Linked DNA regions of Homo sapiens: region 2 is linked to region 1. The links are chromatin contacts, found by POLR2A ChIA-PET in ENCODE. All regions are on one chromosome and are shown on one strand. The core of a region is the stretch at or near the end of the contact, and the rest is flanking DNA. Distances in the headings are between cores, read along the strand shown.

Region 1 (4,057 bases), core at 536-3,035:
AGACTTTTTTCCCAGCAAATTTCACTTTGGCCTTTGTGAAATAAGCCAGGAGGTCAAAGGTACATTCCCAGATTTTTAAGCCTCCCTCATAAACACCTGTAATCAGATCAGAGTGAGAAGAAAAGCTTTTTGAAACTATGTTTTCTCCAGGGAAGTTCTCTTTCAACAAGATGGTTTTCACTACTGATAACTTAACATGCTGGAAACCTGGTAATGTTTCTATGACTTTATTTTCTAACATCTTCTTTAAATCTTTAGGCATAGCATGCTCTTTGGCAGCTCTCAAGGAGGGCTGTTTTCCATGTGGCTCCAAGTTCCTTGAACTGCTGGCTGCACTGAGTGGACTGTCTGTGTCTTGAGAGGGAGCTGCATTTTCCATTGACTTATGTTCCCACAAGTGATCCTGAGGCAAGTCAAATTGTTCTGCAGAACATTTTCTGTCCCTCTCTTCTCCTTTTTGACTTTCTGAGACTGACAGCTCTTTTGAGGAATCCAGGGTCAAAGCTCCATCTCTAATGGGTGTTAATTCATTTTCCAGATGGTCTTCTATAGTGAAATTAAACTGAAAGGTCATCCTCTTATTAAATGCACACAATCTTTAAATTCAGATTCTTCAACTTCTGGATAGAATTTGATGATACACACAAATCTGCCTCAATTATTCAATTAGTTTTGTTGGGCCCAATTTCTCTTTAGCAGCTTATACATGGTAACAAATATTTAGAGATATTTCCAAATGACTTTTTAGACGTCTTTGGTCCTCTTTCCAAGCAGCTCTGGAAAGAAAAAAAAAAAAAAAAGAAAGAAAATGATGATTAAAGCAAAATGGCACATTTCACTAAAGTGTAATATTAAACAGCCACCCCCACCCCTCCCTGTCCCACCATACAGCTGCTTTTTCTTAAAAAGTTGTGGGGAAGAGAGAGAGATAAGAGATTTGGACACTCATACACACCTTAAGGGTTCCAAAGTGGGAGAAGAAAATCAACTATAAAAACAAACAGAAGAACAACAGCAACCACCACCACTACCACCTGGACAAACATAAAGTCCAAGATATTCAGACAGGACAGCCTAGCTACTTGCTGTCTTTCAGCTGTCTTGATTTGTGTCCAACCATATTCACCCCCTAAGCTTCCAGAATAACTTCACTTCTGTCTTTTACAGAAGAGGTGCAGTATTTTATTTTGGTAAGTCAGCGTCCCTTTAAAAACATGCATAGGTATGGCCTGGTGTGTGTAAATTCATCCAAGACTTCACTCCAAACATTTAGTCGAGAACAGCAGCCCTAAGTGTATAGAAGTGGGGGTAATTTGGCAATAATTAGTAAAGACTAATTCGGTGGCAGAGCAAACGCAAACTAGGGCACTGCAGTAGTTTGGAGAGACCTGTAGAAATAAGAAGCAACTTTATTGAGAATCTTCTATCTACTGCGCTAGACACTATACCATCTGCCTCAATTTTCACAGTTCTGGCAAGTGGGATCTTTGTTCCCTTTATACAAGATTTACAATTTGGGGGAGAGGCGGGTCACCCAGTCCCGCGGCTAGGAACGCGCCTCTTTCCTCTCCCATCACGCTGCAAGGCTTGGAGTCACTTCCGGCTGCAGGTCCCGGAACAAATCCGACCCCAGAAGTGGGGACTTCTGGCCCTCACCTCCCCATTTGAATGTAATGTTTACAGTGATCCAGACCTGGGGATGCTTGCTTCCCGACGTGTCCTGGGATCGCGCTTCTGAAAAAGCTCACCTCACAACGCCTCCTCCGGACCTAAATCGCGCACCAGTGAGTCGAGTCCTCCAGGGGCTAGAGAAGCCCGACTTTCTTTCCGGCCTTGAGGGACCCGGGCTCACCAAGAAACCAGCCGCCCTCCTCTCTATGGTTTTGGAGCCGGCGGAGAGCGCGCAAGGGTTGGCGGGACTGCGAGTTTCCGGTCTGGGCTTTGGCGGGTCTGGTTTGAAGCTCTCCTGTTTGACGAAAGTATGTCTCAGGAAGGTGCGGTCCCAGCTAGCGCGGTTCCCCTGGAAGAATTAAGTAGCTGGCCAGAGGAGCTATGCCGCCGGGAACTGCCGTCCGTCCTGCCCCGACTCCTCATATCCTTCCTTGGTTGTCACTTCTACCTAGAGAAGGGTGTGGGCGGGTCGCGAACCTTTCTCTTCTGTCCCTTCAGACCCACCGCCAGGCTGGGTTATATTACCGCGGCCTGAACCCCCTCTTTTCTTTGTCAGTGAGTGGGATGAAAAGTGAGGGACTGGAGGGGAAGCGACAACCGTGGTAGATTTAAGTAAGGCTTTGGCCCTGGAAAGCCTCGCGGACGTGTTCTGACCCAAGGTTTTAGCAGTGGATGTGGCGTTTTCTTCCATTCCTTCTTTCAGTTTTTCTGTACTCGTTGCTTGCAATTAAGTGTAAATACTTTTGCTAGTGGATAATGGGGGAGGCAAGGACTGAGACCTGCGGTATGACGATAGCTCTGGCTCTTAATAGTTTGAGGTAAAGCGAGATACTCTGAGCTTTTGTCTCCCGTAAAAAGGGTGGTGAATATGAATAAGGGCTTTCTTAGCGTTATAAGAATTAAAGGGCATAGTTCTGTGGTGTGAAATCTTTAAAAGATGTTCAGTAAATAAAAATGATTTTCCTCCTTCCCCTCTCAGACCTCTTTTTCTTCTTTCTTTCTTTTTTTTTGACAAGTTCTCACTCCTCTCACCCAGGCTGGAGTCTTTCTGAAAGAGTTCTTCCGCTTGTTGTTGGCTTTCAACTGTTGGATTTGAGGCGCTTAGCGCCTTCTTCGTCCGGGTGCAGCACATTCTTGATTGGTCTCATGCCTTTGTGGTTGTAAATGTGCCTGGAATCCTAGCCTTTCATGGTAAACCATATGTATATGTATCTTTTTCACAACATTTGAGCCCAGCTTTATACAATTACACTCAAAAGAAAAAAAGTAACCTTCACTTGAGAGAATCTCAATACTGCACAAATATTGTGCAGCTAAAGCCCTATGTAATCACATAGAAGTCATTCACCTAGGCATTAGCAAAATCTCAGAAGGTGCCAAAGCCCCCTTTTTTAGTTTTTGTGTAGGTACAGAACTGCCGTCTTCAAGGAGTTTCAACTTGAAAACAAATAGCCACCCTCAAAACATTCAAAAACACTTAAACTGCGTGCATAATGTGTGTGAGACATGGTGTTAGGCTTTGGGAGAACAGAGACACGGAACGTGATTCCTCTTCTTCCCCACAAGCTTATAGAGAGACTTCATTAAGTTGAAAGTCAACATTCCCACCTAGCTTTGCACTTCAAACGACATATTCAAAAAAGCCCAAACTTCCTCTAGTTTTCTTCATCTGAGTAAATGGTTTCACAAACTGAAACCTTGAATCCTCTCTGTCTCACACACCCGATCAGTAAGTTCTATTGTTTCTGATTCCAAACTATGTCTTGAATCAATCCGTTTATCTCCATCCTCATTGCTACCACTCTGATTCCAAACCCTTATCACCTCTCACTTGGAGTATTAATAGTTTCCTTGTTTCTACTCATAATTCATTATTCCAAAAAAGTTAAGAGGGGAAAAACATAGATCTCGTCATTTCCCTTTTTAAACCACTTTACCTTCAAGGTTCCAGGTGATCTAAGCCTTGCCCTTCTCTCATACCTAGTTAATTAACTACACTCTGTTCATGAATACATTAGGCTCACCTACCTCAAGATCTTTTTGCTCAGCCTGATTTGTTCTCTCAGCCTTTTGCATATTTCATGTTTATGTCTTGGCCCAAATGTCACTTCCTTAGAGGGGCTTTTTCAGAGCCTTCAATCTTAGGCAGTTCCCCCAAACGCAGTCTTACACTTGTATCACATTGGCCTGTTCAGTTTTCTAAAAAGCACATTACCATTAAAAGAAATGCTCTTGTTTGCTTTGTATATTTTCCACTTCTACACATTATGTTGCAAAGTTCATAAAGGCAGGATGTTGATTTTCTTCACAGCGTTACCCTCAGCACCTAGAACAGTGCCTGACACATAGTAAGCATTCATTAAAGGGCTAAAAATATTTCATGTTT
Region 2 (4,057 bases), core at 1,084-3,583, about 32 Mb after region 1:
TGTTTGTTTTTTTTTGAGACAGACAGTCTCACTCCGTCACCCAGGCTGGAGTGCAGTAGCACAATCTTGGCTCACTGCAACCTCTGCCTCCTGGGTTCAAGTGATTCTCCTGTCTTAGCCTTCCAAACAGCTGTAATTTTTAGTACAGACAAGGTTTCACCATGTTGGCCAGGCTGGTCTGGAACTCCTGACCTCAAGTGATCCGCCCCCCTCAGCCTCCCAAAGTGTTGGGATTACAGGCATGAGCCGCCACACCTGGCCTTCCACATCTCCTTTAACCTCCTCTCCTTCCCTTGGCCCTGCTCCTGGATCCTGCCTGTCCCCGCCTGACCATTTACACAGATGGGTGAGTACTTCCCGGTAGTCCTATTTGGCTTATTGGCTCTGCCCTATTAGACTAGAGGCTGAGGACAGTGCTCAAGTTTCTCTTTCTGCTATAGATGTGGGTTTAAGATGGTTTAGAAGAGCAAACCCTTGGCTCCTAGTGAAGAGCCAGCCTGAGTCCCAGAGATGCTGTGGGCGGCCCAACTTCCCACTGGGCCTGGCTCCGGGGGGGTGGTACCTGGATGGTGAGCTGCCGCACAGTGTATTCTGGGCACTCTTTCATGTCCTGGATGCGGATCTGGAAGGGTCCATAGGTTTCCTCTTCTGTGGGCCAGTAGTGGACACATTTCTAGGAGGGAGGGAGCTGGGAGTCAGAAGAGGGTCAGCTGGAGCAGGTGACAGGGCAGCAGAGAGGGGCTGGTATCTCCTCCCCATCCTCCACCCCTACTGGATGGGAGGTCAGCAACAGGGAGCCTGGCTCTTCTGAGCTTGATACCTGCAAGCAGAGTGCTCACCCTATCCCGTATTTTGGCCATAGACAGCCTCCCAGGGCTATATCTCAGGGAACTTTCTGAGAGGTATGAGCTGGGGCTGGCTCCCAGGGAAACCTCTGGTTCTGAGCTGCCCTGTGTGTGGGGTGGGGGTGGGGTGGGCATAGCACTTTCTGGGTTCATCATGAACTGTGGCTCTGCCTCCTACCTCCTTGCCCTCTCGGAGCTGAGTGAGCATGACAATGAGGGACACTTCCTCTTGCCACACCATCTCCCAGAAGTCCGACACAGTGTTGGGCATGGGGCCCTGGGTGGCAATGTAGACCTTCTCCTTCCCGTCATAGCCCTGGAAGGTGGAAGCACAGGGGAAGGGGTGGGGAGCAGTGAGAGCAGAGCTCTGGGGAGATCCTAGATGCCTCAGGTGCTGGGGTCAGCCTGAAGCTGTGAACCACACGTGTAGACGTACACATGCACGAACACGCACACTCAGAAGCCACATGATGGAAAGGATACGGGTTCTGGAATGAGGATCAGATCCCTGTTCTGCTGTTTCCTGGCTGTACCACTATAAGCCAGTTACCTAGCCTCCGTAAGCCTCAGTGGTATCATCTGTAAATTGGGCATAATAATATCTATCTTGTAGGAATGTAGAGTGGATTAAATTCAGTAAGATATATTGAGAGTCTAGCCGATAGCAAGTGCTCTATAAATGTTTATTCCCTTCCTCCCCTGCTGCTTTCTTCTAGCACAAAATACCTAAACAGTGTTTAATATTTGTTCAGTGACAGTTTCACATTTACAGGTTACTACTTTTCTATGAAAGTAGTAGCAAAATGTAGCACACTCTCCCTAACCTGATTTTCTCACCTTCAGGATCCTCAGCTTCCTGCTTCTCAAGATGGTGAAATCCAGACTGCAGTTGATCCGGTATTGGCCGGCAAATGTAAGATCATGTTTCCCCATGGCTTCCCTAGCTAAGAGCTTTTCGCCTCCCTGCGCCCCTGACTGATGTCTTACCCACATTGAGTCACTAGAGAGCGCTGCTTTTACATCTCCTTAGGGCCCACAGCAGCGAGAAGCTGGCGTGGAACACCCACCTGGCCTGGAGCTTCCTATAGCTTGACGTCAATCAACCATCTTCATATAAGAGGGGCTATCTGAGGGGCAGTTAAGGTAAGTTGGCGGGGAGGTCCCATTAGTGCTGGCATCACCTATGCAGTTCTCGGGAGCTGTGAGCTCTTAAGCAGCTGGAGATTGGGTTCAACAATGCTAACTTCCTGCTAAGTTTAGAGGGTGGCATGGGAGGACTGATAGTGGAGGTTAGGGAGACTTGGTGGTCTCTCCAGATATTTTTCAACATCTGCTCCGTTTTTTAGGTTGGTGTTTTGGGGCATGTTCAGTACCAGCCCAGCTTGGTAGGGCTATGACAGCAGTGAGCTGGAGCAGGGAGGGTAGGAAATGCAGGCACCTGATCCACCAGCCATGGCTGGAAGATATTCTCAGACGTCTGAGAATTCCCCCATTCCCCGCCCACCACTGCAGCCAGGCCACTCACTCGGATGTAGTTGGCATTGATGTAATCTCCGTCCTCCTGGCTCTGTGCCCGGCCTAGACAGACACGGCTCTGGGGATCTAGGAAATAAAAATCAGCAGAGGTCAGAGGTCAGAAGGTGACCAACTAACACAGACTCAAGCAGGGTCAGAAAGAGGAGAGTTCCTGTGCTCATCACAGTCATAGCACCTTGTGTATAGCAGGTGGCCTTACACCCACTGAAGTTGTTGTTTTTGTTGTTGTTTTTAGAGACAGGGTCTCATTCTGTTGCCTAGGCTGGAGTGCAGTGGTGCGATCATAGCTCACTGTAACCTCTAACTCTTGGGCTCAAGTGATACTTTTGTCTCAGCCTTTGACATAGCTGGGACTATAGGCAAATGCCACCACACCTGGCTTGCTTATTTATTTATTTATTTACGTTTTTTGTAGAGATTGGGTTTCACTTTGTTGCCCAAGCTGGTCTTGAATTTCTGACTTCAAGCAATTCTCCCACCTCAACCTCCCAAAGTGCTGAGATTACATGTGTGAGCCACCATGTCTGGCCCCTATTGAAGTATTTTATACGCAGACAGTAGGAAGCTGTATAATGTTTTTGAGCAGGAGAGTGACATGATCAAAACAATAGTTTGGGAAGATTAACTGAGTGGTGCTGTATAGGATGGACTAGAGAAGAAAGGGAACGGAACAGCAGAGACCAAATGGGAAGATACAATATTAGATATAATATTCTAATAGATACAGTATTCTATCCTTGAGATCAGTACAGGTTTAGAACAAGATTATGCCACTAGGGATGGAAAAAGAGATGTAGAGGAAGAAGAATTTGTTTTCTAATGGTGAATATGGGATTCACATGAGCAACTTGCCAGATATCACATAGCTGTGAAGTGGGACTAGGACTCAGATTCCGCTCAGCCACGAGGCATTTGGCCTCTGCCTCTAAGGGGGAAGGATTTCTCTAAATGAAACCCAAACATGGATGAAGAAGCTGGCTTGTGAGGAAAGGAGAAGAGACTCTCGCTCTGCTCATGCCAGCCTGGTCATGGACAGAAGGTACCCTGGGGACCAGGGGAATCTCAGGCAAAGGAATTTTTCCCTTTTCTGGTGGCTGCAGGGCTGATTAGAATTAGGCCAAGAACAAGGGCTACTCCTCCCCCTGGCCTGGAATAGCGCTAATAGCACCTTGATCCGCCCATGCAGGCAGAGGACACTCCAGGAGGGTTAGCAGGAGACAGGGCCCGAGTGCTCACTGAGCTAAAGCCTCAAGCTGGGAGTAGCTTCCCTGTAGGGAGAGCAGGGGAGGGAGGGAGAGGCTCCGGGGCCTCATGCCTGCCTCCGAAAAATAGAAGGTGCTTGCTCCGGGTCTGCCAGTTTGCAGGGTCACCCCCTCCTAGCACAGTGTCCTCCCTCCCCGCCTCCACTGCTCTCTTGCTGGCCGTTGCCCTGTCTCCATCTGACTTTCTCAAAGCCATCTCTCTGGGAGCCCTCCTGGTGGTGCTTCCTTCACTGCAAGCCTTGGCTGGGCATTTCCCATGCAAGAGGAAGACAGGGAAAGGGGCTTGGTGCAAGTAGCTAAGTTGAATATCTTAGGTAAGATATTCAACTTCTCTGTGCCTTAGTTTCCTCACTTGTAAAATGGTCATCACAGTACCAACTTCATGGGATTGTTGTGAGAAATGAGTGAATATAA

The links. ChIA-PET counts read pairs that join two places held with the same protein, here RNA polymerase II (POLR2A).
Region 2: POLR2A ChIA-PET joins it to region 1 with 10 read pairs in B cell. The contact joins the enhancer-like site here to the promoter of METTL18 in region 1. POLR2A ChIA-PET finds 5 or more read pairs at or near these places in 2 of 52 experiments (B cell and H1).

The regions. Positions count from the first base shown.
Region 1 is chr1:169,793,122-169,797,178 of GRCh38, forward strand. It overlaps METTL18 (methyltransferase 18, RPL3 N3(tau)-histidine), which reads right to left and starts at 1,786. Exons shown (of 2, transcript NM_033418.4): 1 at 1,694-1,786; 2 at 1-776. The coding sequence starts at 574. It overlaps FIRRM (FIGNL1 interacting regulator of recombination and mitosis), which reads left to right and starts at 1,919. Exons shown (of 25, transcript NM_001320047.2): 1 at 1,919-1,994; 2 at 2,708-2,862. RefSeq lists an enhancer at 1,519-1,838.
Region 2 is chr1:202,153,163-202,157,219 of GRCh38, forward strand. It overlaps PTPN7 (protein tyrosine phosphatase non-receptor type 7), which reads right to left. Exons shown (of 10, transcript NM_002832.4): 5 at 2,371-2,447; 6 at 1,024-1,161; 7 at 563-673. Among named protein-coding and RNA genes, the nearest start is that of PTPN7, 5.4 kb to the right of the region's middle. RefSeq lists a silencer at 1,922-1,971. Within about 2 kb of position 2,334, at least 5 of the 41 ENCODE cell types and tissues checked have a DNase peak (open chromatin) inside an H3K27ac peak, as active enhancers do; they include B cell, where a contact is called at or near this core.